2 separate regions of the Homo sapiens genome follow, and region 1 is linked to region 2. Evidence: chromatin loops called from intact Hi-C (ENCODE). Cell type or tissue: ovary. All regions are shown on one strand. Each heading gives the region's core, and the rest is flanking DNA. Links, peaks and the distances in the headings are about the cores only.

What was found. Peaks named below come from ENCODE experiments on the same cell type or tissue, not always from the same donor. Only the 100,000 strongest peaks of a DNase experiment are listed, where the experiment ranks them.
Region 1: a loop joins it to region 2, with 2.8 times the contacts of the local background. A loop is called at or near these places in 1 of 110 quality-filtered maps.

Annotation. Positions count from the first base shown.
Region 1 is chr17:65,796,275-65,811,903 of GRCh38, reverse strand. The region is part of intron 21 of CEP112 (centrosomal protein 112); the gene reads left to right. It also overlaps the pseudogene LOC100419102. Among named protein-coding and RNA genes, the nearest start is that of AXIN2, 240 kb to the right of the region's middle. In ovary, for the core only: no CTCF peak of the experiment used is centred there; no DNase peak of the experiment used is centred there.
Region 2 is chr17:65,476,675-65,492,303 of GRCh38, reverse strand. No RefSeq gene overlaps it. Among named protein-coding and RNA genes, the nearest start is that of LINC02563, 27 kb to the right of the region's middle. In ovary, for the core only: no CTCF peak of the experiment used is centred there; a DNase peak (open chromatin) is centred at 6,296.

The DNA.
Region 1 (15,629 bases), core at 4,738-9,737, 320 kb before region 2:
GTAAAATACCACTTCAATTTAGAGTTGTAGACCAAAAATGAGGCATTCTGTTATTACAGAAAAGCCAGGCTCTTTAGTTTTCGGTTCTAAATAGGAGATTTATAAAATTAAGAAAAGCAATTTTTCAAGAAATTTTCATTTAAATAACACTTCACTTGTAAAAATTTAGATATTGCTTCACACTATCTCATTCACAGCGCTTCACTTTCATGGCTATAACTTGTATGTGATAAAACTAGCACAGGAAGAACAAAGCATGTCCTACCCTAAATCATAATTGCTCATAGCCAATATGATGTTGGATGGATTAGCCCATGAATGAGATTATTACAACTCATTGGCCTCTCGGTTTCTTGAGCTCATCAGTTCTCCACCTCAGCCACCTGTTCAGGGGTATGACTAGAGTCTTTAACAATTCCAGTAACTGTACCACCTTGAAAATTTTGGTTTCTGGCATTCCATTCTCTCTGCCCTCCCCAACCCCCACATTTCTAACTCAGTTAGGTTAGCGTCCTCACACTAGCAGTTTTTTGCCCTGTGGGACTTACAATCGATTAACATCATTTTCCACTTTCCATTAACTTCTTCATGTTTTCACTTCTCAGCTTAGATTTCATGGTCCATCAGAGTAACCACTTCCTTGAACTACTCTCAGCTTCCTTGCCCCTATTTACCTCTACCTTCCTCATTGGCAATCCCCAACCCTGGCTACACCAAACACTCATGTACTCTACTACAGTATCTAAACACTTGACCATGGTTCAAGAGAAGACACTTATGTTAACTATCTTCCCTTGAACGTAAGGCCAAAGAGCCCTCAGCACTGCAATGTTAATTCATTTTCCCAGTAGAAAATTTCATCTCCGTCTATTCTTCTCAAACCTCCAACACTGCCTTTTCATTTCTGTTCTGAGATGATGACCTCGATTTCACTGGAAAAGTGGAGGCAAACAGAAGAGAACCACTTTATCTGCCCATCCCAAATCTACTCTGCAATTGCATCTATATCCATGTTCCACCTTCCCTCCTTTAGGGTAGATGGATTTCTTCCTTATGGAAATGTGTACCTCTGTCTAAGGTCTTCACTAGTACACTACACTCCTCATCCTTATTCAAGGGTTTTTCTCCTATAATTATCCACCATTTCTCTTATATCAATATTTTTCTCTCTGATACATTATTTCAAAAATATAAAAATATGAAATAATATGTTAAAGAATTCTTTGATCACGTATGCCAAATTATTCTAAGTTATACTGTGGTAGCAAATTGACCCCCACATCTCAGTGGCTTCACTCAGCAAAGATTTGTTAAGTGAAACCATAAGAAAGTGCTGTTTTTATAGATCTAAACTGGTTAGTTATCAATAATTTAATGTGATTAATACTTTTTCAGATTGTAAGTTCAATGTTGGTTGATAGAAAGATTCCATTATCTTGAACACTACTGGTCACCGATGGCTAGAGGAGACAGGATATGAAGAGCTCACACCCAATTCTTTGTACTTTGGCCCAGAAATGACCCATATTCCAATCACAGCCCATTAGCCAGAACTAGACAAAAGGCTCCACCTACCTGCAGGGGGCTAGGAAATGTGTGTGGGGAAGGGGAGATGCAATAGGGAGGGGGGTATATATTCAACTACCAGTAAATGCTCTGTTGCAATCCAAATCTCACTTCAATCACTGTGCCACGTCTTTGTTTATCTTTGTAACCAGAGTCTTCAAAAGGTCTTTCTATTAATACTTAATTATTCTACTGCCTTATATTCTCTTCTTTTATTCATGGCAATGAGGCTCTTCGCCACTTCAATATGTTGAAACATTTGTCCAATCAACAAGTGATCTCTGCACTAAATGCAGTGCTCTGTCTTTAGTCTTCATCACAGTTGACTTCTCAGAAGTTTTGACACCATTGATCACTCCTTCTCTGATAGGTTTTAATCACATTATCAGTTAGGAAGAACATCGTGGTCTCCAGGAATTTCTCCTAATTGGCTAGCTGCTCCTACTCCATCTCCTTTAGTAACACCACCTTATCTTCCCCCCCCCACTTCCTTTACTCAGTCCCTAACTCATCTTGTGCAGTCTCATTGCTTTAAATGCCATCTATATGCTGATGACTTCCAGTTTGTATCTCTAGTCCTAGTCTCTTTCTGAAGTTCCAGGCTGGTATTCAACCTTTTCCTAAACACCTTCCTTGAAATTCTAATAGATGTCTGGCACTTAATATTTCTGAAACAGAGCTCTTAATTCTTCCCCAATATTCTTCATATCATAACTAGTACTGAGTCATACTTGACACATTTCTTTCTTTCACGCCTACATTCTTCCTACCAAAAATTCCTGCTGCTTCAAATATATCTTACATCAAACCACTTCCCATCACGTCTGTCATTACCACCCAAGTCTAAAATAAATCTAAATTGACTCTTCACTGGACTGTTGCAGTAACTCCCACCTGGTCTTCCTATTTTCATACCTACTTCCTCCAACAGTTCATTTGTACAACAATCAAATCTGTTGGAAAATAAATGAGATTATATAATTCCATGCTAAAAACCCTCCAATGGCTTCTCATCAGTATTGAAACAAAATGGAAATCTGGCCCCTGCCCATCTCTTCAGCTTATCCCCTACTCCTCTCCCCCTCAGTTACATGGATCCAGCATGTGGTTTTCCTGCCTTTTGTAAGTATTTCAAGCTTGTTCCTACCTAAGGCCTTTGAAGTTATTTTTTCTCTTTGTCTGGATTTCCCCCCTCAGATCTTATCTTAGTCCATTATGTGCTACTATAACAGAACACCACTGAGTAATTTATAAAGAATAGAAATTCCTTGGGCTCATGGTTCTGGAGGATGGGAAGTCCAAGATCAAGGTGCTACATCTGGTAAGGGCATTCTTGCTGTGTCATAACATGGCAGAAGGCACATGGTGAGAGAGAAAAAGAGGAGGGCCAAACTCAATTTTGTATCACACCCACTTCTGCAATGATGACATTAATCTATTCATGATTGTATTGGTTCATTTTTATACTGCTATAAAGAACTACCTGAGACTGGGTAATTTATGAAGAAAAGAAGTTTAATTGACTCACAGTTCTGCAGGCTTAACAGGAAGCGTGACTGGGAGGCCACAGTTCTGCAGGCTTAACAGGAAGCATGACTGGGTGGCCTCAGGAAACTTACAATCATGGTGGAAGACTAAGCAGAAACAAGGCACATCTTCCCATGATGGAACATGAGAGAGAGAGAGAAGGGGGAAGTGCTATACATTTTTAAACCATTAGATCTCATGAGAACTCACTATCACAAGAACAGCAAGGGGGAAGTCCACCCCCATGATTCAATCACCTCCTACCAGGCCCCTCCCCTGACACGTGAGGATTACAATTCAAGATGAAATTTGGTTGGGGACACAGAGCCAAACCATATCATTCTATCCCTGACCCCTCCCAAATCTCATGTCCTTCTCACATTTCAAAACCAATCATGCCCTCCCAACAGTCCCCCAAAGTCTTAACTCATTCCAGCATTACCTCAAAAGTGCAATTCCAAAGTCTCATCTGAGCTAAGACAAGTCCCTTCCACCTATGAGCCTGTAAAATCAGAAACAAGTTAGTTACTTCCAAGATACAATGGGAGTACAAGCATTGGGTAAATGCTGCCATTCCAAAAGGGAGAAATTGGCAAAAAGAAAAGGGCTAGAGGACCCACGCAAGTCCAAAACCCAACAGGGCAGTCATTAAATCTTAAAGCTCCAAAATAATCTCCTTTGAATCCATGTCTCATATATATGGCATGCTGATGCAAGGGGTGGGCTCTCACAGCCTTGGGCAGCTCTGCCACTGTGGCTCTGCAGGGTACTGCCTCAGCAGCTGCTTTCATGGACTGGCATTGAGTGGCTGCAGCTTTTTCAGATGCAAGGTGAAAGTTGTCAGTGGAACTAGCATTCCGGGGTCTGGAGGATGGTGGCCCTCTTTTCACAGCTCCACTAGGCAGTGCCCCAGTGGGGACTCTGTATGGGGGCTCCAACCCCACATTTCCCCTCTGCACTGCTTTACTAGAGGTTCTCCATGAGGGCTTTGCCCCTGCAACAGACTTCTGCCTGGACATTCAGGCATTTCCATACATCCTCAGAAATCTAGGTGGAGGCTCCCAAACTTTTGCCTTCTGTGCACACACAGGCCCAACACCATGTGGAAGCCACCAAGGCTTGGGACTTGTACCCTCTGAAGCAATGGCCTGAGCTGTATGTTGGCCCCTTTTAGCTACAACTGGAGCCAGAGAGGCTGGGATACAGGGTGCCATGTCCCCAGGCTGCACAGAGCAGAGGGGCCCATAAAACCATTTTTCCCTCCTAGTCCTCCAGGCCTATGGTGGGAGGGGCTGCCACAAAGGTCTTTAACATGCCCTGGAGACATTTCCCCATTGTCTTGGCTATTAACATTTGGCTCCTCTGTGCAAATTTCTATAACCTACTTAAATCTCTCCCCCAAAAATGGGTTTTTCTTTTCTACCACATGGTCAGGCTGCAAATTTTCCAAACTTGTATGCTTTGCTTCCCATTTAAATATAAGTTACAATTTCAGAACATCTCTTTGTTCATGCATATGAGCATACACTTTTAGAAGCAGCCAATCACATCCTGAATGCTTTGCTGCTTAGAAATTTCTTCCACCTGATACCCTAAATCATTTCCCTTGAGTTAAAGTTTTAGAGATCTCGAGGGCAGGGGCAAAATGCAGCCTGTCTCTTTGCTAAAGCATAGCAAGAATGACTTTTACTCCACTTCCCAATAAGTTCTTTATCTCCATCTGAGACCACTTCAGCCTGGACCTCATTGTTCACATCACTGTCACCATTTTGGTCAAACCATTTAACAAATCTCTATGAGGTTCCAAACGTTCCCACATCTTTCTGTCTTCTTTTGAGCCCTCCAAACTGTTCCAACCTCTGTTCGTTATCCAGTTCCAAAGTCACTTCCACATCTTCAGGTATCTTTATAGCAGTGCCCAAATCCTAGTATCAATTTTCTGTATTAGTCCATTTTCACACTGCTACAAAGAACTGAGACTGGGTAATTTATGAAGAAAAGAGGTTTAATTGACTCACAGTTTTGCAGGCTTAACAGGAAGCATGACTGGGAGGCCCCAGGAAACTTACAATCATGGCAGAAGGTGAAGGGGAAGCAAGACACATCTTCCCATCCATGGTGGAACAGGAGAGAGAGAAGGGGGAAGTGCCACACATTTTTAAACCATCAGATCTCATGAAAACTCACTCACTATCACAAGAACAGCAAGGGGAATTCCACCCCCATGATTCAGTCACCTCCCACCAGGGCCCTCCCCCAGTATGTGGGGATTACAATTTGTGATGAGATTTGGGTGGGGACACAGAGCCAAACCATATTAATGATATTAGAGCCCTCATGATCTAATCACCTCTTACGGTTCCCACTTCTTAACACAGTTGCATTGAGGATTAACTTTCCAACACATGAATATCGTGGGACACGTTCAAACCATAGTGGATCTTGTATTTTCCAATGACTACCTACTCTCCACCCAAATGTTAGAATATCCCCCATCACTTTCTATTATTGTACACTACCTTTTTTCTCTACACTACTTCTCAATCCTTATGATTTATTATTACTGTTTTTGTTATTGTTTTACTTGTTTATGCATGCTTGTTTCCCCTGGGCACATGCCTGGCATGTTTTAGGCACCAGTACAAGTGTGTTGAATAGATAGATGGATGAATCTCTAATGTTTTCCAACTATAGCACCCTAATTGAGACTGGAAAGATTCTGTCAAGAATAATTCTTGGGTCTTGATTTCACCAAACAGTAGTATTGACACAGATACTTATAACCCTCTGGAAACAGAATAGGACAAAATAATAAAATATTTTTTTCTGCTTTTGTGTCAAATATTATTTGAATGGATCCATAATGCAGCTTAAAATTCTGAAAATAATACAGAACTGGTAAACATTTGAAACAGGAAAACTAAAGTGATAAAGAGAATGAAGGTGTTTCCATATGAAGATTTTTTTAAAGTTTTGATTTTAGGCAGAACATTGAGAGATTCTATGGCAAAATTTGCTAAAACCATGGATGGATTAATTCAGATTATTTTTTCAACAAAGCACTGCTTAAAAGAGTTTTAAAGAGATTGTTTCAAGCCAAATAAAAGGAAGTACAGGAATACCTCATTTATCAGATATTGTCCAGGAATAAAATGTTCCGCAAGTCAGTTTCCAAAAAACTAAAATGTAATCTCAATATATGTGCCAAAGCTTACCATTTTGAAGGATATTTTTCTAGCACGCTCTACTTACTCCTCTACTCTTTTAAACGAAAAATGCTAAAGACATCAACTCAGAGTCATCATTGAGAATGTTTTGATACCACATAAAAGATTCCCTACAATAAAATCTACCCCACATTGTTATCCCAGTTTTCTCTCCTTTTTATAGTTCTTCCGTCTCCTCCCTTTTCTTTCAGTTGTTACTTTATGCTTTTGGCAGCTGCTTTTAATTTGTTGACTGAGTTTATACAACAAGTAGCATGAGCAAGGGACTAAGGGCAGCTCCTAAATAATACACACCATTGCCACTGGAACTCTGATCTCTGGGCAAGTGAGGTATTACGGTAGTCATAGAAATAGTAAAATATCATAAAACACATGAAAATGATGATGTTAATGAGGACACTTATGACTCTTCCTGCCACTATAAAGATTACTTGTAGGCCAGGTATGGTGGCTCCTGCCTGTAATTTCAGCACTTTGGGAGCCAAAGTGGCCAGGTCACTTGAGCTCAGGAGTCTGAGACCAGCCTGGTCAACATGGCAAAATCCCATCTCTACTAAAAATACAAAAATTAGCCACATGTGGTAGTGTGCACCTGTACTGCAATCTACTCTGGAGGCTGAGGTGGGAGGATTGCTTGAACCCAGGAGGTGGAGGTTGAGACACCACTGCATTCCAGCCTGGGTGACACAGTGAGACCCCGTCTCAAAAAAAAAAAAAATTAATTGTACAGAGTTTGTCCTTTGCTAGATGGACTGTGGCCCTCACCTAACATGGTGATATTTAATATTGTTAATATCATACTGAGGATATGATTCATATTTAGAATGACCACAGGTTCCAGTTTCAATGCTTATTTTTCAGTATAATTCTTAACATTACTTTTATTCTCAAAATTTGTCTAGTTTTGAAAATAAATTTTATATTTACCCTCTATATAATGCATTTTAAATAATTCACAAAGCAGTAGTAATTTTTTCATTCAGTTTCTTATTCTGCCCAGAATGCAGCAGACTGGAATTAGAAATTAAAACTCAGAGAAGATACTTTTTAAATGATGTCATCAGAAACACACTTAATGGAAATTATGATTAATGTATTAAGCAAAATGAAATGTCAATTAAGGAAATTTCTCCTAATATCTCTTCTAGGAGAAATTTTGTGTCGATATGGGGCTTCAAACATACGTGTTGAGTGAGTAATTAGATGTATTCATCTACATTTGAAATGGATAAATGACTGAAATTTGTTCTTTTGAAAAGAGCTTTATAGACATAGAATACAAAACAGTGTTATGAGCGGCTCATCTAATTTTAATAATTCAGAAAAATTTTCTTTTATATTTGTGAATCAAAATACAAAGCTTCTCTTGTGTTTATTTAAATTAACATGTCTTTTGGCTTAGGGAAACCAGACGAAACACATTTTTAAAAATTAAAAGTAATTAATCCCAACTCGTTTTTTAAAACATGCTGAGAGGTTATTGAAAGTTAGAAAATTCTTCTGGATGAGGTTTCATTTAATGTTGTTTCTTTTATCTATGTTAAATAAGGATCTGTTCTAAAGAAATGTAATCCTAAGATATTAACAGCTATTAGCTTGAGGTTAAACTTGTGCTACACACACACAGTGGATTTGTCTACATCTAGGATATATTGAATAGTCCATCATTATAAACTATTTTTAAGTTTATTAAATTTTGCTGTGTAAAAAATAAGAATCAACAGAAATGCTCATGATTCATAAAAATGCTCTTTTGACTAGGAAACTACAAAAACACAGTAAGACATTTAATTTAGCAAAAGTTTGCCTAAGAGCAGTCAATGCATGAACATGATGCACTTAGATATTATAGTACTAGAAACTTCTAACGTGGATGATCCAGAAATTATCTTCATGAAATTATCTATTGGGAGGGAGTAAAGAACAGGGGTTTTACCTTTTAAGATGGCATGTGATACTTGATTACATAGTGCAGTCATTTATATTTTGAGAAAATAATGTAACACCTAAGGTATTTGGAGAAAGGACTTCCTTGCTAGATGTATGTTCATTTTATATCCACATTAATTACATCTTGAAACTTTTTGATATAAATTTGAGATACTTTTGTTTTAAGCACATATTTAAAACTATTTTCCACTTTAAAATGATGCATGGTAGAGAAATGAAAGGGGATATTGATATATCTCCACTCTAATCTTCATTTCTTCATTTATTGTTTTAGTTATCTAATGTTGTATAACAAAATCACCACAAAATGTGTAGTGGCTTCAAACAGCAATATTATCTCTTACTGTTTCTGGAATTTGGAGGCTCGTTAACTGAATGGTTCTGGCCTTGAGTGTCTCATGTGGTTTCAGTCAGACAGTAACTGGAACTGAGGTCATATTGAAGTCTTCTTCACTTACGCTCCTGGTACTTGGAGAGAGAAGATACATATAGCTGGAGCTCCTCTGGCATCTCTATCTCTATGTAGTCTGTCTACATGACAGCTTCAGGGTACCTGGATATCTCACATGTTAGCTCAGTACTCCATGGCTCATGTCCTGGGACAGAAAGCCAGGTGGAATTCATATCACCTTTTAGACTTAGCCTTAGATTTCAAGTGGTGTCATTTCTGTCACATTCATTTGGTGAAGGCACTTGTAAAGGTCTTCCCACATTCAAGAGATGAGAGCTCCTTGACTCCACCCCTTGATGGAGCATCGACACTATATAGGGAAAAGAGCGTGTGGGAAGAGGAATATATTGATGCGGCCATCTTTGGAAAATACAATCCTGCTACACAGATAAAGCATTTGGCTGAGTATAATGAGTTAGGCATCACGATGAGTCCTAGAATAAGATGATAAATATATACAATTCCTGCTCACAAGATGCCTATAGTCTAGTAAGAACATCCATGTAAATAAATGCTTTCCATGGGGTATGTATAATGTGATAAGATAATGATGAGCTTGGTGGAATGTTGTAAGATTTGATAGGAGGTGTTTTAGTGAAGAATTGAAGATAAAGGAGTAGTCTAGCGTGCCTCCCAGTTTTCTAGTTTGTGTGACTGAGTGGGTGAGTGGTTTAAGACCTGTTGAGCTAGAGACATCTGTAAAACATACACATAGAAATGACTATTGATCATTTACAAATACATCTTCCAGGGAAAATGTTTATGCTGAGGATGTAGTTTTGCAAGTCAATAAATTTGGGGTAGAATTTTAAGACCTAGATGTGTATGATATTGCCCAGAGAAATTTTGTGGAATAAGAGAAAAGGGGAAAGAATGTAACCCTGTAGCAAACAACAGTGAACAAGTGTACTGAGAGGATGTCAGGGAAAATGACAGAGTAAAAGCCTCCACAAAGTCTCTTTTCCATAAAAGCAATGAGAAAACTGGAAGACTTATTGTTTGCAGGCATTTAAAGAAACCTCTACCCAATCATTAGCTGACCACTAACTAGCCAAGCAGAAACTTCAGCTGCCACACATGACAAAGAACACAGACTTTACAGCATTTGTTCAGAAAAGTCACTAAATAAACAGTATCACCACCACTATTACAACAAAAGTCCCCATCAACAACAACAAACCCTGGGGGAAGGAAGAGAATCTGATTTCCAGAGTTGCCATACTAAAATATTGAAAATGTCCAGTTTTCTGCAAAATAATTATGAGACATGCAAAGAAACAAAGTGTGGCATGGGCACACTTTATTTCCCGTGGGCAGGGGGAAAAATAATAGAAACTGTTCCTGAGGAAGCACAGATGTTGGATTTAATAGACAAAGACTTTAAATAAGTTACTTGAAATATGTTCAAAGAACTAAAATATTATGTCTAAAGAAATAAAGATTAACAGCTAATTTCTCTTTGGAAACCATGAAGGTCAGAAAGCAGTGGAATGAAATACTAAAAGCCCTTAAAGAAAAACACTGTTAACCAAGAATTCTACTTCCAGTAATGTCCTTTTAAAATGAAGAATATTCTCAGATAAACACAAACCGAGATAATTTGTCAATAGCAACTTGTGAGACCTAAATGTAAGAACTAAAATTATAAAACTTATAAAAGTGTAAAACATACCAGAAAATGTTTATGACCTTGGATAAGACAATAATTTCTTAAATATCACAACAAAAGCAGAAGTGATAAAAGAGAAAAGAGGTAAATTGGACTTCATCAAAATTAAAAACTTTTGTACTTCAAAGAATACAGCAACATCAAGAAAATGAAGATGGCTGGGTGCAGTGGCTCATGCCTGTAATCCCAACAGTTTGGGAGGCTAAGGCAGGAGGATTGCTTAAGTCCAGGAGTTCAGACCAGCCTAGGAAACATGGTGAAACCCCGTCTCTACAAAAATTAGAAATATTATCCAGATGTAGTGGCATGTGCCTGTAGTCCCAGCCACTCAGGAAGCTGAAGTTGGAGGATAGCTTAAGCCCAGGAGGCAGAGGTTGCAGTGAGTGCACCAGCGCACTACAGCCTGGGTGACAGAGTGACAAAAAAAAGAAGATGAAGAAGACAGAAAGAAAGAAAATGAAGACAACCCACAGAATGGGAGAAAATCATCCAGCTGATAAAAACCTAATAGACTATATAAAGAATTTTGCAAGTCAACAACAAAAAGACATAATACAACTGACAAATGGGCAATGGAGTTGAATAGACATTTCTCCAAAGAATGTATACAAATGACCAGTAAGCAGATCAACACCACTGATGCTCAACACCATTAGTCATTATGGAAATGCTAACCAAAACCACAGTGAAACACTAGTTCACACCCCCTAGGATGGCTGTATTAAAAAAGACAAACAATAGGAAGTGTTGGAAAAGACATGAATACACATTGGAATCTTCGTATTTTACAATGGGAATTTAAAACAGCCCAACCACTTTAGAAAACAGTTTGATGGTTTCTCAAAAAATTAAACTTAGAATTATAAAATCCAGCATTTCCTCTCCTAGGGGATATACCAAGATAATTGAAAATGTAGGTTTGCATTAAAACTTGTGCACAGATGTTCAAAGCAGCATGATTCATAAATAGCCAAAAAGTATAAGCAACCCAAATTCCCAGTCACTGATGGATAGGTAAACAAAATGTGGTATATCCATAAAATGAAAGATTACTCAGCTGTAAAAAGTAATGAGTTCCTGATACATACTATGACACAGATAAACCTTGAAAATACTATGTAAATAAAAAAAATCTGGACACAAAAGCACACATATTGTATTATTACATTTATATGAAATGTTCAGAATAGACAAATCCGTAGAAACAGAATGTGGATTAGAGTTTCAGTCGAGGGAAATGGGGAATGATGGCTATTGATTTCCTTTTTGGGTAGTGAAAAAAAAAATCAGAATCAGATTGTGGTGATGGTTGTACAACTTTAAGAATACAGTAAAAACCATTAAAATGTATACTCTTAAAAGGTGTGTTTTGTGGTAAATGAGTTATATCTCAGTTTTTTAAAGAGATGGCTATGGAAGAAAAGGCAGTTAGTAATATTGAAAAAGAGTCTATCAAGAAGCAGAAGAACATGTGAGAAACTGATTTCATGTTCAGAGGACAAGTTTCTTATTCTTAGTTTCCGAGGAATTATGTATGACTCACCTGTAGTTTATATAAATCTCTTAATACATCATCTTGCATTTTTTCTAGATGTACTCTGAGAAATATACCCAAACTTAAAAAATTTTAAACATAAAACAACTATAGAAAAATCCATTTGTGAATGTGACAGTGTGTGGGTGCCAGTGTGTGTGTGAGCAATGGTAGAAGGGTAGAAAGGTAGATGGTGCATAAAGGATTATTACCTTTTGTTTAGTTATTTCCTTTTGTTCAGTTGTTTGACTTGCGTCAATGTGGCTTTCTGTTTCAGAAAGAGGCACAAGGCTGAGATAGCCCCTTTTCACTGCCTTTGCCTCCTCAGAACTGTAGTTGCTTTAGGACTTGCCTAAGGGCAGCAGTGCTCTTTGACTATTGCCACAGTTGTCTCCTCTGCTCTTCTGGATCATTCTCCACAGTGCCAGAGGATTCATCTTCCCAACTGGACTTCTATTCATTTTATTCCCTGCTCACAGACCTCTTCCCCATCCCACTGCATCCAAAATGAAATCCAGTTTCTTGGCCTGTGACCCCTTGATTTGACTAAAACCCTGAATTGTTGACCCTGAAGCCCCAGAATTGAGTGGGAGACAGACATGAGATATAACCAACAATGAGATGTATGTGGGTAAGGTAGAGGATCCGGTGCCAGCTTACATTCCCAGCTCCGTATCCCAGCATTGGAAGCTTCTTTAAGCTGTCAAGAGGAAAGTGTTTCTATTGGTAGATATTCTTGTTAGCCACAGATTTGTTTCAGAATTGGAGGGGAAAGAAAATACACCTTATTCAGGAAATTTTTTGCCTAGAAAATATTTTCTCTTAATTTCACCTCAAAATAAAAGGGAAGTAACACTAGAGAATTAAATACTACATTATCATATACTTAAACCTTTTAAACCAAGTGGAAGGGAACAACTTTTGAGTCTAATTTAGGGTAAAATATGTGTATTATACCTTTGACCAGTCAAGGAAATTCAAACATTTGGTTTCTGCCTCTTTGGCTAGTAAATGAGTTAGTTCATTTTTTGTGTATTTTAATATTCTGAAGGCTTTCGGTCATTAATAAAAATTAAGATTCACTAAAGCACTCCGGAACAAATTCTGGTTCCTAATGCATTTTCATGTAGAATTTTATTTGCTCTTAATTTTTTAGTGGATTGAAAACCATGGTCACATAGTTCATCAGAAAAGCACTTCAAGGATGTCAGTAGCTTTGGATTCTAAAGCAATTAACTATAACCTTTCTAAACAAGAGACAGTAAAAATTCTCGGATTTTTCCAAATTCTGTTCTGCGATTATAGTACTGGAGATCAGTGCTTGTGACAAATAACAGGTATTAAGCATGTCATCAGGCTGGTTTAGAATGCAAGCAAGGTGATGTGCAAATCTAAATGAAATTGAATAATGAGTAGAACATAGGAGAGTAGGGAGATATCCCTAGAACCTAGGTCTACTATAACTTTAGTCCGTGAGTCAGTCTTTTAAAATAACCACACAGGGGTACTCACAACATTGAATTTTTGTACAAAAATGGGGAACCAGATTATGATGCATGGTGGATCTTACTGATGACTTCAGAAAAGGTGCTTGAGTATTCTTAGAAGCCAGCCAGCCAGCTAGCCTTTCCCCAGTATACACTAATTCAGATAAAGAATATTTCACTCAGATACATATGAGAAGATAATAGGTTTCAAATTTTTGAAGTTATAAATATATAATGTGTTTTTTTTATGACTAAATACCTGGAGAGGAGATCAGGAGGTAACTCTCCATTGATCAGGGTCATAGGCTGACAATTCCTAAAGCTCTAAGGAGTGTAGAGGGCTGGGGGCATTTTCTTGAGAACCATAGTGATGGAAAACCAGTGGGATTCCAGAAGGGACCTTGAAGCTCTGCAAACTCAGCTAGACCATATGACTGAGGCCCACACTCATATACCACCCAGTCATCTCCAGGGGGCGCTATGCAAGTAAGATGCCAGCATCTCCCACCAGTTTCCACTTTAGCCAGTAGCATCAGAGACCCTCGCATGCGTGTGCAGCCTCCCCCACTACTAGAACCACAATGATACTCTACATGAAGGGTCCCTCCACTGATTTATCAGGGTCAAGAACAAGATTAAATATGATTGTCAGGCAAAAGAAGATTTTCACAAGTGGATAGAAGAGGTGACTAGCATAAGCACTGAACCAGCTTTCAACTGGGCTTAAAAAATGACTTAATCCTCTTCAAACTTAACCAGATTCAATGAAGAAAGTCAATGAGCCTTCCTTGAACTGCCGTGTCTTCCTTTCTAAACTATTCAGGTGTGTGGTATGAAGCTACTGGACATTTTTATAATCAAGTGATATTTTGAAACTGGAAACATGACTCATGTCTGTCAGCATGACATTGGAGTCAAGGTCATACAGGAAAAGCAAGACATTTTGATGAAGGAAAATCATAAGCTGAATTTGCAGATAGGATAAACAAACATGCTAGTGAGGTAGGTATGACAGCCTAAGAGATCAGCAGGTATCTTTATCCTCCCAAATGGTAAACAAACTGTTTAAGTACTCAAGAATAAGCTAGCAAACAGGCAGTAACAAATGAGCCAGGGTTAGATGCTGGTACTGGGTACTAGAAGATGCATCTATGTCCAGAAGCTACCATTGTAATCAGTGGACATCTCAACAATCCCTTTGCAGATGAATATCAACAAGTTGTGTCCGGGCTTGGGTGGTGAGTGTATGACTCCAGATGTTATGCTGCTCCAGCAGAACCAGTCACTCTTGTGGAAGCCAAGGAATGGGAACAGAAGAATATGAAATCTGTGGTACTGATCATCAGTCTTAATATCCAAATGAATATCATGGTACATACCATGATGGCTATCAAAGATGGGTTTTGTTGTTGTTGTTGTTGTTGTTGTTGTTGTTTTTGAGACAGAGTCTTACTCCATCACTCAGGCTGGTGTGCAGTGGCACAATCACAGCTTACTCCATCCTCGACTTCCCCAGGCTCAGGTGTTCCTCCTACCTCAGGCTCCCAAGCAGCTGGAACTACAGGTGTGCACCACCAAGCCCAGCTAATTTTTTTTCTTGTCTTTTTTTTTTTTTTTTTTTTTGTAGAGATGGGGTTTTACCATATTGCCAAGGCTGCTCTTGAACTCCTGGACTCAATCAGTCCACCCACCTCAGCTTCCCAAAGTGCTGGGATTACAGGCGTGAGCCACCATGCCCAACCCAAGATATTATTAATATAATGAATGACCAAGGCACCAATATTAAAGACACATACATTTTTACAATATTCGACTTTAACTGATATTTTCAAACTGTATGAGGTGTTTGAGGCATTTTTGTTTTTGTTTTGCTTTTAGAGTCAGGGTCAATCAGAGCTCACTGCAGCCTTGAATTCCTCAGCTCAAGGGATCTTCCCGCTTCAGTGAGGTTTTTTAAAAAATAGAGTTTAGTATCTGATTTCTACGTAGAAGAAATTTAAATGTTTATATTGCTTAAGTATTGTTTGCTAATTTTTAAAGTAATGATCAATGAGTACAAAAGAAAAATACCCTCATATACAGAGTTGATGTATTATCCTACCTGCAACAGATGAGCCCCAGGCCATTCTCTCAGTTCATTCGGCAGGCTGCAGTGGTTGATTTTGCACAAAGAACTGTGCTAATCTTATAAGGGTTTCAGAGAAGGTTCCTGTGTTCT
Region 2 (15,629 bases), core at 3,489-8,488:
CCCTTACACTTTCCCTCACCCCACCCCCTCTCACACCCAACCCTCTCCATTCTCCATTGTTAGTCAACATGATTCTTGCTCTTATCCTGGAAGACCCCTTGCTGTCCTGTGGGCACCTGGTCATGCTCACTCCATCCCATCTTTGTCCTCACCCAGAGCCCCTCTCCTCTTCCTCTCCAAATTCTAACCATCCCTCCCAACGCCTGCCCCATCTTTTGCAGCCATTCTTGATTTCTCCTCACCTTGATCTTGTACTGGAAATAGCAAGTGTCTTTTAAACATTTTTTAAGCCACAGATCCCTTTGTTACAAGGAAATCGTACCCAGAAATAAACACAAGTAAGACTGATAAAGGCAGACCTGCTCAGATGAAATCTAGGGTAGGGGAGGAGGCTGTCTGGGACCCTCCCCACTGGGGCCTTTTCCGTTGTACACACTCCTGGCTTCCCTCCTACCTCCATCTGCCTCTGGGAAGTCCTTGTGGCTTCAAAACCCCTGGCCCGGACAGTAGAACTTAGCATTTAACAAGATACGTGTATCATTCTTGCCTTAAACTTCTTGGGTTCTCTTCCCTGTCTCTCTTGCCCAGACAGCAACAGTTCTTTCTCAGAGAGCTTTTGTCTTACTCACCCTAAGCTCCTATCTTTCCATCCTCCTGATAGCAAGAGCAAAATTCTTGGGTTGCTGGATGCCAGGGAATATGAACAGCAAGTCACTTACATTTGGGAGCCTCCAAGGCTAGTGGGTGAGGCTGGAGCTAGGCGTCTGGGGGCTCCTATTCCAGGGCTGACTCTCTTGATAAATACCTGGGTGGCCCTGCCTCAGTTTACCCCCATCTATAATGAGGAGAGGCTTTGCTTAGTGTATTTATAAACTGTCTGGATGTATCTCATTTCATGTTAACAGATGTATGTTGGGTGCCTGCGGGGGTACAGAGCCCTGTCCTAGTTTTGGGATGTGAGTAGGAAGACACGAAGGAGGCATGGTTCTTGCCCCAGAAGCTTATTGGAGGAGAGAGAAAGGTGGACAAAGGAATGAAGCAGGGTGAAGGGGCAGGACTGTGCACCATGGGCTGAAGATGGCAGCTGCCTGACTCAAAGTCCAAGGCAGAACATGGTGACACCATGATCCAATGATCTCATTCACTCTACGTCCATAGGGGGCGGGGCTCATCTTCCTAACCCTAAGGTAAGTCCATGGATGGTAGAGACTCTAGTTCTCACTTTTCCTTGCCTTCACAGCTCTGCCTTTATTGGTCTTATTTGTGTTTATTTCTGTGTGCAATTTCCTTGTAAGAAAGGGATCTGTGGCTTAAAAAAATGTTTAAAAGACACTTACTATTTCCAGTACAAGATCAAGGCAAGGAGAAATCGGGAATGGCTGGAAAAAATGGGGCAGCAGTTGGGAGGGATGGTTAGAATTTGGACAGGAAGAGAGAAGAGGAGAGGGGCTCTGGGTGAGGACAAAGATGGGATGGAGTGAGCATAATCAGGTGCCCATGGGAGAGCAAGGGGTCTTCCAGGATAAGAGCAAGAATCATGTTGACTAACAATGGAGCATGCTGACACTAACTGTGCTTTATTTATTTATTTATTTATTTATTTATTTATTTATTTAAGACAGAGTCTCACTCTATTGCCCAGGCTGGAGTGCAGTGGCATGATCTTGGCTCACTGCAACCTCTGCCTCCTGGGTTGGAGCAATTCTCCTGCCTCAGCATCCTGAGTAGCTGGGATTACAGGTGTGCACCACCATGCCCGGCTAATTTTTGTATTTTTAGTAGAGATGGGGTTTCACCATGTTGGCCAGGCTGGTCTTGAACTCCTGACCTCAGGTGATCCACCTGCCTCAGCCTCCCAGAGTGCTGGGATTACAGGTGTGGGCCACCATGCCCAGCCATCCGTTTATTAAGGTCTTACTCTGTGTTAAACAGTTGACATTCATTCTTGATGTTCACAACAACCCAATGGGGAAGATACTATTATTAACCCATTTTCAGAGGAGAAAACTGAGGCTCAGCATTGTTAAGCAACTTAATGGAGGTCCCACCCTACTGGGTGGCAGTTGGAGTTTAAGCATCCTGAGCTTTTGGGCCTAAAACTCACTCTTCACTCCTATGCTAGACCCACTGGTTATTTGAGTTTTTTTAATTGGTGGCCAGGTTGATGGGCTAAGAGAAAGAACCCTCCCCTTTTAACCACCATTCATTCCTGGCAAAGCTTGGGCCTCTCTGCCTCCTTCTGATCTCAGCAGAGGGTGAACAACCCCAATGGGGTGTTTTCAGCAGCTACCATATGACTAAGAACATGTGTTCCTGCTCAGGGGAGAGGCGAGTATTTACATCTGTCCCATGATAAATCAGCAGCCGGCTGTTTGTCATGTGGCAGGGAGTTCCTGCATGATCACCCCCAGCCTCATTAGCCTGATGATTATTTATGATTGCTTTACATTTGTGGGGAACTCAGCCTGGCTCCCAGACAGCTGGAAGAAAAGAGGCCCAAAGGAGTTGAGGAAGGAGGCAAGAGATGTGAAGAGGTGTTTTGACTCTCACACAGGAGCCTTGGTTCAGACTCAAAACCAGAGAGACAATGCCAGCATCAGCTCCACGTCTGTCCCATTGCTTGCCAGCTCTGCAGATGGCCTGGCTACAGGTAACAGAGACAATGAGGAGGGGACGAGCTCTGAGACAGGATAACTGTGTCTGTTCCTTAGGTCACTTCCGCAGCCCTCAGTTGAGGCCCTGTGGGCCTTTCCAAGGTGGGAAGAAACAGATGATAAACAAAATAAGAGCAATTACATAGTGTGTTGAAGGGTGCGAAATCCCCTAGAACACAGAACAAGTGGAGCAGCGGGCATGGTGGGGCTTTGTGTGGGTGACCCTATTGAATAAGGTGGTCAGTAATAAGGTGATTGCTGTGGTCTGAATATTGGTGTCCCCCCCACCCCAAATTCATATGTTGGAACCTAATACCCAATGTGATAGTATGAAGAGGTGGGGCCTTTGGGAAGTGACTAAGTCATGAGATCCCCACCCTCCAGAATGGGATCAGTGCCTGATATGGTTTGGATGTTTTTTTCCCTCCAAATCTCATGTTGAAATGGGACCTCCAATGTTGGTGGGCCTAGTGGGAGGTGTTCGGGTCATGGGGGTGGATCTCTCATGAATGGCCTGGTGCTGTCCTTGTGATAATGAGTGAGTTCCCCCTCTGAGTTCACACAAGATCTGGTTGTTTAAAAGAGTGTGGCACCTCCTTCCTCTCTCTTCCTCTCCCTCTCTCTCTCCCTCCCTCCTTCCCTCCCTCGCTCCCTCTCTTCCTCTCTCTCCCTCTCTCTCCCCCATCCCTTTCTGTCTCTCCCCCTCCCTCTCTCTCCCTCCTTCCCTCTCTCTCCCTCCTTCCTTCTCTCTCCCTCTCTTTCTCTCTCCCTCTCTCTCCCACTCCCTCTTCCTCCCTCCATCTCCCTCTCTCTCTCCCTCCCTCTCTCTCTTTCCATTTCCTCTCCCTCCCTCTCTCACTCCCTCTCTCCCTCCCTCTCTCTCTTTCTCACTCCCTCCCTCTCTCTCTCCTTCTGACTCTCCTTCTCCCTCTCTTTCCCTCTCCCTCCCTCTGTCCCTCCCTCCCTCTCTCTCCCTCTCCCTCTCCTTCTCCCTTTCTCTCTCCCTCTCCCTCCTTCCCCCTCTCCCTCTCTCTCTCCCTCTCCCTCCCTCTCTCTCCCTCTCCCCCTCCCTCTCTCTCTCCCTCCCAATCTGTATCTGAGAATCTCCCCCTCCCTCTGTGTAGGGGGGGGGCTACCTCTCTCTCCCCCTCCCCCTCCTTCTCTCTCCCCCTCCCCCTCCTTCTCTCTCCCCCTCCCCCTCTCTCTGCCTCCCTCTCCCTCTCCCTCCTTCCCTTTCTCTCCCTCCCTCCCTCTCTCTCTCCTTCTCTTTCTCTCTCCCTCTCCCTCTTCCTCCCTCCCTCTCCCTCTCTCTCTCCCTGTCTCTCTCCCTCTCTCTCTACCTCTCTCTCTCCCTCTGCCTCCCTCCCTCTCCCTCTCTCTCTTCCTCTCTCTCTCTCTCTCTTTCCCTCTCCCTCCCTCTCTCTCTCCCTCTCCCTCTCTCCCTCCCTCTCTCTCTTTGTCCCTCCCTCCCTCTCTCTCTCCTTGCCACTCTCCCTCTCCCTCTCTTTCCCTCTCCTTCCCTCCCTCTCTCTTTCCTTCTCCCTCTCCTTCCCTCCCTCTCTCTCCCTCTCCCTCTCCTTCTCCCTTTCTCTGTCCCTCTCCCTCCCTCTCCCTCCCTCCCTCTCTCTCTCCCTCTCCCTCTCTCTCTCCCTCTCTCCCTGTCCTTCCCTCTGTCTCTCCCTCTCTTCCTCTCTCTCTCTCTTCCTCTCCCTCCCTCTCTCTCTTTCTCCCTCTCCCTCCCTCCGTCTCTCTCTCTCCCTCTCTTCCTCCCTCCCTCTCCCTCTCTCTCCCTGTCTCCCTCCCTCCCTCTCCCTCACTCTCCCTCTCCCTCTCTCTCTTTCCCTCTCCCTCCCTCCCTCTCTCCCTCTCCCTCTCCCTCTCTTTCTCCCTCTACTCCTCCCCCTCTCCCGGTCCCTCTCCCCCTCCCACTGTCCGCCTCCTCCTCCCCGTCTACCTCTCTCTCTCTCTCTCCCTCCCCCTCTCTCACCATGGGATGCACTGGGTCTGGCCTCACCTTCCCTGAGGCCTCACCAGAGGCAGATGCTGGGGCCATGCTTCCTGTAGAGCCTGCAGAACCGTAAGCCAATTAAACTTTTCTTTATAAATTATTCAGTCTCAGGTATTTCTTTATAGCAATGCAAAACTGACTAATTCAGTGCCCTTATAAGAGAGGCTGGAAGGAGCTCCCCAGCCCCTTCCGCCACGTGAGGCACAGCCGCAAGGTGCCATCTTTGAAGCAGAAAGCAAGCTCCTCACCAGACGTGGCACCTGCTGGCCCCGTGACTTTGGTCTTCCCGGCCCTCAGAACTGTGAGCAATACATCTCTGTGGTTTCTAAACTACCCAGTCTAAGGCATTTTGTTCTAGCAGCCTGAACAGAGTAAGACAGTTTCCATAATAAATAGGGTTGGCCCCATGGAGTAGGGGTTTTCTGAATAAAACTTGACCAAGTTGAGGGAGGTGGCCATATGAATACCTGGTGGAAGAACGTTCTAGGCAGATGGCATGGCTAAGGCAGAGGACTCAGGGGCTGCTTCTTCCTGGTAGAATATAAGCTGTCTGAGAGTAGAGACACTGTTTTCGTCACTCAGCAACCTCGAACCTGGCACTGTGCTTGGCCTGCAGTGGGCATGGAAGTGTTTGCTGAAGGAATGAATGAGACTTCAGTCTCCTGCTGTCAAAGCCAGGAGCCACTAGTGTGAAGGAGGTTGTTTAAAATCTCTGGCAGTGGTCTCCGATTCTGACCTCGCTATGGAAAGATGCCCTTGAGCTCCAGAAACTATTTTTTTTTTTTAGGCGGAGTTTTACTCTTGTGGCCCAGGCTGGAGTGCAGTGGTGTGATCTCAGCTCACTGCAACCTCCGCCTCCCGGGTTCAAGCAATTCTCTTGCCTCAGCCTCTGGAGTAGCTGGGATTACAGGCGCCCACTGCCACCCCCGGGTAATTTTTTGTATTTTTAGTAGAGATGGGGTTTCACCATGTTGGCCAGGCTGGTCTCGAACTCCTGACCTCAGGTGATCTGCCCGCCTTGGCCTCCCAAAGTGCTGGGATTACAGGCATGAGCCATCACGCCCAGCCGAAGATTTCAATCCTAATTCCTTGTTCACATATTTGTCTTCGTTGTCTTTGAGTTCCCAGAACTTGGGCAATGCCTGGCACAGAGTAGGAGGCAATGCCTGGCCAGTGGGGAGGAGGTTGTTTAAAATCTCTGGCAGTGGTCCCCAACTCTGATCTCTTTATGGAAAGATGCCCTTGAGCTCCAGAAACTCTTTTTCCTCCAACTCGATGCCCCATTTTATTCCCCTCCATCTCATTTTCATTTTCCCTTGGGTCCCTCCCAGTCAGCAGGCTCTGCACAATTCTCCCGCCTTTATGTTGCCTCCCTTTAGCTTGGAGCCCTTATCACATCCCCCCTTTGTGATGGGGCCAAGCTAAACATATTTGGGGACTATTGTGTTTTTTTCATATTTCCCCATGAGTCAGTCTCTCCAGTGTTTTAATCATTTCTCCCCTGTGAATGGTTGGCAAGGAGCAGGGACCCAGTTCTCAGCTTGGAGACACAAAGATCTTCAGCACTCAGGCGCAGGCTGGGCCAGATGGGCCACTCAGCCACGGTCTCCTGGAGGGTGGGGCTCCCTGACGATCTGGGCTGGGGGCCACCTGTTGGGTTAGAGAGCCTCCCGCCCTGGCCAGTGACCAAGTACTGTGCCTGGCTGCCACTTCAGGCTTACGTAGCTTATCTGAAGGGGTCTCCTGCTGACTTAAAAATAAAGTACAATTAATCTCAGACTGAGTTGATAGATGGGGGCCCAGCTCAGTAAGGCGCAAGAGAAACTCTGTCACTCAAACATTTGTTAAGCACCTACTCTGTTCCAGGCATTGCCCAAATGCTGGGAACTCAAAGACACCAAAGACAAATATGTGAACAAGGAATTAGGATTGAAATGTTAACAGTGCTTGAAAGAAGTCCTTGCTATGGGTAACCAAGGAGGGGACATCTTGTCTGCTTTGATGACAAGAGGGGTGGGGCATTACTATTGGTTTAAGAGCCAAAAATGTAGACACAGGTAGATCTGGGTACAAATCTTGGCTCTGCTGCTACTTACTAGTGGTATGACCTTGGACCGTTTACTTTCACTGCCCAAACCTGTTTTGTTGTCGTTGTTTCCTTAATCCATAAAGGGGGCATGATAATGCCAGTCTTGTAGGGTTGCTGGAGGGATTAAATAAGATGATATAATAATGAGTACAATTATTATGATGGAAGGAGTCTTGATTATACATGTACTAATTTGCATTATTATGCATGCTACTCAAAGTGTGGTGTGCAGTAGGTGCTTATGTACATTTTTCTGAAGCAGAGGGTTTATTACTTTCTTTTTTTTTAATTTTTTTTATTTTTTTATTTTATTTTTTTTTATTGATCATTCTTGGGTGTTTCTCGCAGAGGGGGATTTGGCAGGGTCATAGGACAATAGTGGAGGGAAGGTCAGCAGATAAACAAGTGAACAAAGGTCTCTGGTTTTCCTAGGCAGAGGACCCTGCGGCCTTCCGCAGTGTTTGTGTCCCTGGGTACTTGAGATTAGGGAGTGGTGATGACTCTTAACGAGCATGCTGCCTTCAAGCATCTGTTTAACAAAGCACATCTTGCACTGCCCTTAATCCATTTAACCCTGAGTGGACACAGCACATGTTTCAGAGAGCACAGCGTTGGGGGTAAGGTCATAGATCAACAGGATCCCAAGGCAGAAGAATTTTTCTTAGTACAGAACAAAATGAAAGGTCTCCCATGTCTACTTCTTTCTACACAGACACAGCAACCATCCGATTTCCCAATCTTTTCCCCACCTTTCCCCCTTTTCTATCCCACAAAACCGCCATTGTCATCTTGGCCCCTTCTCAATGAGCTGTTGGGTACACCCCCCAGACGGGGTGGTGGCCGGGCAGAGGGGCTCCTCACTTCCCAGTAGGGGCGGCCGGGCAGAGGTGCCCCTCACCTCCCGGACCGGGCGGCTGGCCGGGCAGGGGGCTGAGCCCCCCACCTCCCTCCCGGACGGGGCGGCTGCCAGGTGGAGATGCTCCTCACTTCCCAGACGGGGTGGCTGCCGGGCGGAGGGGCTCCTCACTTCTCAGACGGGGCAGCTGCCAGGCGGAGGGGCTCCTCACTTCTCAGACGGGGCGGCCGGGCAGAGACGCTCCTCACATCCCAGACGGGGCGGCAGGGCAGAGGCGCTCCCCACATCTCAGACGATGGGCGGCCGGGCAGAGACGCTCCTCACTTCCTAGATGGGATGGCGGCAGGGCAGAGACGCTCCTCACTTTCCAGACTGGGCAGCCAGGCAGAGGGGCTCCTCACATCCCAGACGATGGGCGGCCAGGTAGAGACGCTCCTCACTTCCCAGATGGGGTGGCGGCCGGGCAGAGGCTGCAATCTCGGCACTTCGGGAGGCCAAGGCAGGCGGCTGGGAGGTGTAGGTTGTAGCGAGCTGAGATCATGCCACTGCACTCCAGCCTGGGCACCGTTGAGCACTGAGTGAACGAGACTCCATCTGCAATCCCGGCACCTTGGGAGGCCGAAGCTGGCGGATCACTCGTGATTAGGAGCTGGAGACCAGCCCGGCCAACACAGCGAAACCCCGTCTCCACCAAAAAAAATACGAAAACCAGTCAGGTGTGGCAGCGCGCGCCTGCAATCGCAGGCACTCGGCAGGCTGAGGCAGGAGAATCAGGCAGGGAGGTTGCAGTGAGCCGAGATGGCAGCAGCACAGTCCAGCTTCGGCTCGGCATCAGAGGGAGACCGTGAAGAGAGGGAGAGGGAGACCGTGGAAAAAAGAGGGATAGGGAGACCGTGGGGAGAGGGAGAGGGAGAGGGAGAGGGAGGTGGAGAGGGAGAGGGAGAGGGAGAGGGAGAGGGAGAGGGAGAGGCGGGTTTATTTCAAGTGATTCCTAAAGGGGCTTGTGGAGTGTGTGACTAGTCTTGCATTTGAGATCAATGAAGTGCAGAGTGGACGGGGACACGGCGTTTTCATGGCAGTCCAGGTGAACGGCAATAAAGACATAAAGCAGGAATGAGAGAGGAGGGGAATAACAGAAATGGGAATAATCACACAGGGATTTGTGTGAGTTTTAGGATCGGTGGTGGCGGAAGTGAGTGAGCATGAGCTATTGAGACTGACCTGCAAGTTTTTAGCGTGAGTAGTTCCTGAACATGTGGTTGCTCTATTTGGAACACAGGGAATGTAGGAGAAGGGGGACCTCTAAAGAAGGAAGATGGAGAGTTCAGAAGATGGATTGAAGAGAGAATATTCTGGGGGAACTAGAAGCAGCAGATTCTGCTTATAGAAAGCTTGCCTTCTCCTTAGCTGGAGTCAGTACTGGATAAACCAATAAGTTATTGATCTATAATACCAATGAATGCAATGCATAGTGAGTTTAATAGTGTCCACCCCCCACCAAAGTTCATGTCCATCTAGAACCTCTGAATGTGACTTTATTTGGAAATAGGGTCTTTGCAGATGTAATTAGTTAGGATAAGGTCATACTGGATTAGGGTGGGCCCTTAAATCTAATGACTGTAGTCTTTATATTATAAGAATAGGAGTGCACGCAGAGACACACAGATGGGCGAAGGCCATGTGAAGGCAGAGGCAGAGACTGGGGTGATGAGCTACAAACCGAGGAACGCCAAGGACAGCCTGGAGCCCCCAGAATCTGGAAGAGACAAGGAGCACTCTTCCTTGGAGCCTTCAGAGGAAGTGTGGTCCTGCCAACACCTTGACTTCAGACTTCTAGCCTCCAGAACTGTGAAAGAGCAACTCTTTTTGTTGTTTTAAACCACCCAGTTTGTTTAATACACCATGGAAGCTGAACACAGTTGATAAGCCTGAAGAACATTCTCTCAAAGCCTGGCAAATAATTCCTAAAACACACCTGATGTGCAGAACCTCACCAGCTTGCTCTCCCTCCAGACTCACTGAGACTCAGATGTTTGCTTGCCCTGGGGGATCAACAAGGTTACTGTCAGGTACCCTCATGAACAGCACAGATTTGGGAGGTGGTGTCCTCTCCACATCTCTCTTGGGTGAAGTCTTTCTTCTTTCTTACCCTGAACTCCAAAACCTATCCCCAGCAGACCTTTCAGATTCTTCCTCTTTTCCTGTTCTTCCCATTCCTTCCTCTGCCATCTCACCTACCCCCAGCCTCCCTCCTCAGACATTCCTGGCCCAGGGTTCTAATCTTCACATCTGCTGGGGGTGTTGGGTGATGTGATAACATCTCCTCGGCAGGCCAAGAGTAGCTTAAGATGCTGTTTTTCAAACTGGATTCCACAGAGGTGCCTGGGAAACTAGAAAATATTTGACTTGAGTTTAACGGGCCCTGGGGTCTGATGGAAGACAAAGGTCATGCATAAGTAGGGTCATTTGATCCTGGTCATCCGGGGACAGTTCCTGTCATCCCATTTAATTAATATCGCCCAGGTTGGGCAATATGTTCACTGTATCTATAATCCATATTCCAGATTTTTGCATTTATTTGAATAGCCAAACTGTATTAGTCTGTTCTCATGCTGCTAAAAAAAACATATCTGAGCCTGGGTGATTTATAAAGGCGAGAGGTTTAATGGACTCACAGTTCCACATGGCTGGGGAGACCTCATAATCATGGCAGAAGACAAAGGAGAAGCAAAGGCGTGTCTTACATGGCAGCAGGCAAGAGAGCATGTGCAGGGGAACTTCCCTTTAGAAACCCATCAGATCTAATAAGACCTATTCACTATCATGAGAATCGCACAGAAAATCTGCTCCCACGATTCAGTTATCTCCACCTGGCCTAGTCCTTGACATGTGGGGATTGTTACAATTCAAGGTGAGATTTGGGTGGGGACACAGCCGAACTGTATCACTAACTATTCTCAATGAATAGCTTCGATAACTAGTAAATGTCAATTTGAACTTATAAAATGCATTTATAGGCCGGGTGCGGTGGCTCACACCTGTAATCCCAGCACTTTGGGAGGCCGAGGTGGGCAGATCATGAGGTCAGTAGTTCAAGACCAGCCTGGCCAACATGGTGAAGCTCCGTCTCTACTAAGAATACAAAAATTAGCTGGGTGTGGTGTCACATACCTGTAATCCCAGTTATTTGGGAGGCTGAGGCAGGAGAATCACTTGAACCTGAAAGACAGAGGTTGCAGTGAGCTGAGATCATACCACTGCACTCCAGCCTGGGCAACAGAGCAAGACTGTGTCTCAAAAAACCAAAACCAAAACCAAAACCAAAACAAAACAAAACAAAAACACTCATCATTGGATTTAGGGTTACCTGGTTAATCCAAGATGATCTCATCTTCAGATCCTTAATAGCAACTTCAAAGACTCTCCAAATAAGGTGACATTCACAGGGACCAGGGGTTAGGACTCAGACATCCTTTTTTGGGGCCACAATTCAACCCAATATAAAGTCCTAAACTAAGCAGCATCTAATGGTGCAGTTTTCAGACCCCATGGAAAAATGGCTCTGGGGTTTGTTGGTGGCGACCTTGGGGCTAGGCTTGCCTTTGTGTGGAACCTACCCACACACAGGGGCTGCCTTCTACTGGGTGCCTGTCTTAGACCATTCGGGCCACTATAACAAAATACCATAAACTGGGTGGCTTCTAAACATCAGACATTTATTTCTCACAGTGCTGGAGGCTGGGAAGCCCAATGTCAAGACATCAGCAGATCCGGTGTCTGGTGAGGACCTGCTTCCTGGTTCATAGACAGCCATCATTTTGCTGTGTCCTCATGTGATGAAAGGAGTGAATGAGCTCTCTTGGGCCTCTTTCTTTTTCTTTTTCTTTCTTTTTGAGACAGAGTTTCACTCTTGTTGCCCTGGCTGGAGTGCAATGGTGGAATCTCGGCTCGCCGCAACCTGTGCCACCTGGGTTCAAGTGATTCTCCTGCCTCAGCCTCCCGAGTAGCTAGGATTACAGGCATGCGCCACCACGCCCGGCTAATTTTGTATTTTTAGTAGAGACGTTGTTTCTCCATGTCGGTTAGGCTGGTCTCAAACTTCTGACCTCAGGTGATCCGCCCGCCTTGGCCTCCCAAAGTGCTGCAATTATAGGCATGAGCCACCGCGCCCGGCCCGCTTGGGCCTCTTTCATAAGGGCACTAACCCCATGAAGCAGAGCCCTCATGACCTAATCACTTCCCAAAGGTGAATACCATCACATTGCGGCTTGGGATTTCAACATATCTGTCTCAGGGTAGTGGGACACAAACACTCAGACCATAGCAGTCTGACATAGCTGCTGGACAGCACCACCTTCACTTTCCAAAGAACCTCTCACCCATTCTCATCTGCTATCCCAGCAGCCCAGGGAGTTAGGTAGGAAAATGTGATCATTGGCTAGGCGTGGTGGCTCATGCCTATAATCCCAGCACTTTGGGAGGCCAAGGTGGGTGGATTGCTTGAGGTCAGGAGTTCAAGACCAGCCTGGCCAACATGGCAAAAACCCGTTTCTACTTAAAAAAATATAAAAGTTAGCCAGGCGTGGTAGCACATGCCTGTAATCCCAGCTGCTTGGTGGGGTGGGTGGGGGTGGTGGGGGTGGTGCTGAAGCAGGAGAATTGCTTGAACCTGGGAGGTGGAGGTTGCAGTGAGCCTGGATCACACCACCACACTCCAGCCTAGGAGGCAGAGTGAGACTCCATCTCAAAAAAAAAAAAAAAAAGTAATCACCAACCCTGTTTGACAGGTGAGGGCTTAAAGATGTTCAGGGACTTGCTGGAGGCCACGTCCTTGAGCTGGAAGCACCATCCACATCTTCCAGTGTTGGCTTTTGGATCCCTCCATTGCTCCTGAAGGAGGTCTGAAGTCCAGGGCAAAGATAAGCAAAGGCAACTAATTCATTAATTCTTTCACTGTGGCTGCTCATGGCTAATATGGTCAGAGAAACTCACCCTCTTCTTCTTTGAAAAGTTTCCAGCCTTCTAGAGGGGAAGAAAGAACCAGGATTAGAACATGTAGAAGCTTAAATATGGCACCAAGGACCTTACTGCAGCCCCATGCCATACACATCCCACAGCGGAGGACTGTTTTGTTAGGCCAATTGCTTCCCAATGATTGGGAATTGGGTGGGTGTGTGTTGTCAGTAAATGTTGCTGACTAATGTCCACAACAGGTCAAGGACAAGGTCTCAGCAACTGGGCATATGGCCCTGGAGGACAGTGCCTGGCACCAAAACCTACGCAATAACTGTTGTTGAATGAATGGACTGCAGAGCCAATGAATCCTGATGCTCAATACCACCAAGGCTGCTGGATGGGAAGCACCAGAACCTTTTTGAAAGGCCAGTGGTTTAATTGCCTCCTATTCAACCAATGGGTGAGAAGGGGACTCCCACACTAAGGTTACTGCAATGGCCAAATACATAGCACCTGACCCTGGGCAGATGATCCCAACAGCAGCTGAGTGCAGGGGTTATGCTGAGGCAGGTACAGAAGTAACAAACAGGGCTGTGGGCGTCAGGTTTTGTAGTATCAAGAGGGTGAGGTGTCCCCTTGTTTCCATGAGGGGATGTGATTGGTTTGTTTGAATAAGTCCATAGTTGGCAGAGAAATGAAACCCACTACTCAAGGATAAGCAGGAACTGCACCTGGTCCCTTTGCCAAGGAGGGTTGTCTGGCTGGGGGATCTTTCCCATAGGAGTGGGGAGAGGAACTTGTGGTTAGGCCATGCAACATCTTCCCAGTCTCACCAGATATCAAGGCGGCATATTAATATTGGCCTTCATTTTAGTCCTTACTCCATGGCCAGGTCAGGAGAGTGGTATAGCAATGGCTTTTTGCTCTGCCATTTCTTCAGCCTTGGAGAGGATACTGGGTCGAGTCTCATTGCCATATATGCCAAGGCTGTTGCAATGTATTGATTTCCCTGGAACTCATTTCCAACATTTCTTCAACCCTGGAGATGACACTGGGTCAAATCTCATTGCCATATATACCAAGACTCTGTTGAAATGTATTGATTTCCCTGGAACTCAGTATATTGGTTCTTGCCAGGGCTTGGAAATCTTTATATGACATAGAGTTTTTGTTATGATGGGGTTTGTGGTAACCATGTGTGGTGGATACATCCTGACTGGCTGAAACTTCTTGATGGGCCACAACTGTTTCCAGTTCCTTCTTACCTCTTTCCTGATGGTGGATCCATCCTGACTGGCTGAAACTTCTTGATGGGCCACAACTGTTTCCAGTTCCTTCTTACCTCTTTCCTGATGGTGGATCCTTAGTCCCTTTGGCTGAAGGCTCGGCTCAACCTAAAGGTACTCAGGAGTCCTGGGTGTCCCTGGCAGTGGCTCAGACTCTGACTTTTAGGGGGCAACATCCAGGTCACCCAGACTTTGTATCTTTGTTTTTTCTTCTGCACAAGATAATGAATTACTGAAGTATGTACATCTGGTGATGTGGTGTTATGTGGTATGTGTGATGTGACATACGTTATGTGTTATACGTTATGTGATACATATGTTGCAGTTATGTGATGTTATAGGATACCATGTTATGTGATATATGTTATGTGATGTATGGTATGCGGTATGTTATATGTTGCAGTGTTATGTGATATATATGATGCTGTGCTATGTAATATATGTAATGTGATGATGTATGGTATGTGATGTGGTATTATGTGATGTATATTTTGCAGTGTTATATGATGTGATGTATGTTATGTGATATGTTATATGTTGCAGTGTTATATGATATATAATATGATGCAGTGTTATGTGATATGTGTTATATGATGATGTAAGGTATGTGATGTGGTGTTATATCATGCATGTTATATGATGCAGTGTTATGTGGTGTGTATGTTGTTATGTGGTATTATGTGTTGTATATGATGCAGCATTACATGATGTATGTTCTATGATGCAGTGCTACGTTAAGTGTTATGTGATATGTTATATGACAAAGTTATGTAATGTACGTTATGTGATGCATGTTATGTGATCTATGTCATGTGATACATGTTATGTGACGGGGGCTGGGCAGAGCAGCCTGTGCCAGGAAGGATCACTGTTCTTTTTTTTTTGAGATGGAGTCTTGCTCTGTAGCCCAGGCTAAGTGCAGTGGTGTGATCTTGGCTCACCTCAACCTCCATCTCCCGGGTTCCAGTGTTTCTCCTGCCTCAGCCTCCAGAGTAGCTAGGATTACAGGCGCATGCCAATGCACCTGGCTAATTTTTGTATTTTTTAGTAGAGACAAGGTTTCACCATATTGGCCAGGCTGGTCTTAAACTCCGGACCTCAGGTAATCCACCTGCCTTAGCCTCCCAAAGTGATAGGATTACAGGCGTAAGCCACCGTGCCCAGCTTTTTTTTTTTTTTTGAGATGGAATCTCACTCTTGTCGCCCAGGCTGGAGTGCAATGGCATGATCTTAGCTCACTGCAACCTTTGCCTCCCAGGTTCAAGCGATTCTCCCACCTCAGCCTCCCGAATAGCTGGGATTACAGGCACCCACCACCACGCCTGGCTAATTTATTGTATTTTTAGTAGAGATGGGTTTCATCATGTTGGCTAGACTGGTCTCAAACTCCTGACCTCAGGTGATCCGCCTGCCTCAGCCTCCCAATGTGCTGGGATTACAGGTGTGAGCCACCGTGCCTGGCCAGGATCATTGTTCTTAATGGAAAGAGTCTTTTGGTTTTGTTAACACTCTGTGGCTGACAGTCGTCTTTGGGGTTAAGTGTCCACAGTGAGCAAAACCTCATAACTAATGCTTAAGGGAGTAAAAAAGCTTAAGGTTCCAGCTATGCAAATATACACATACATGTGGAAAAGACTAAGGACCCTTACCTGAGTACCTGAACGCATGTGGTGGGCTGCAGATTAGAAAGAGAGCCTTAATTTCCTTTTCCTCCTCTCACTCCTATTTAAAGTGGGAAAAGAAGCCTTCAATAGCTTTCATTCTTTAGTTGTAGGTCAAA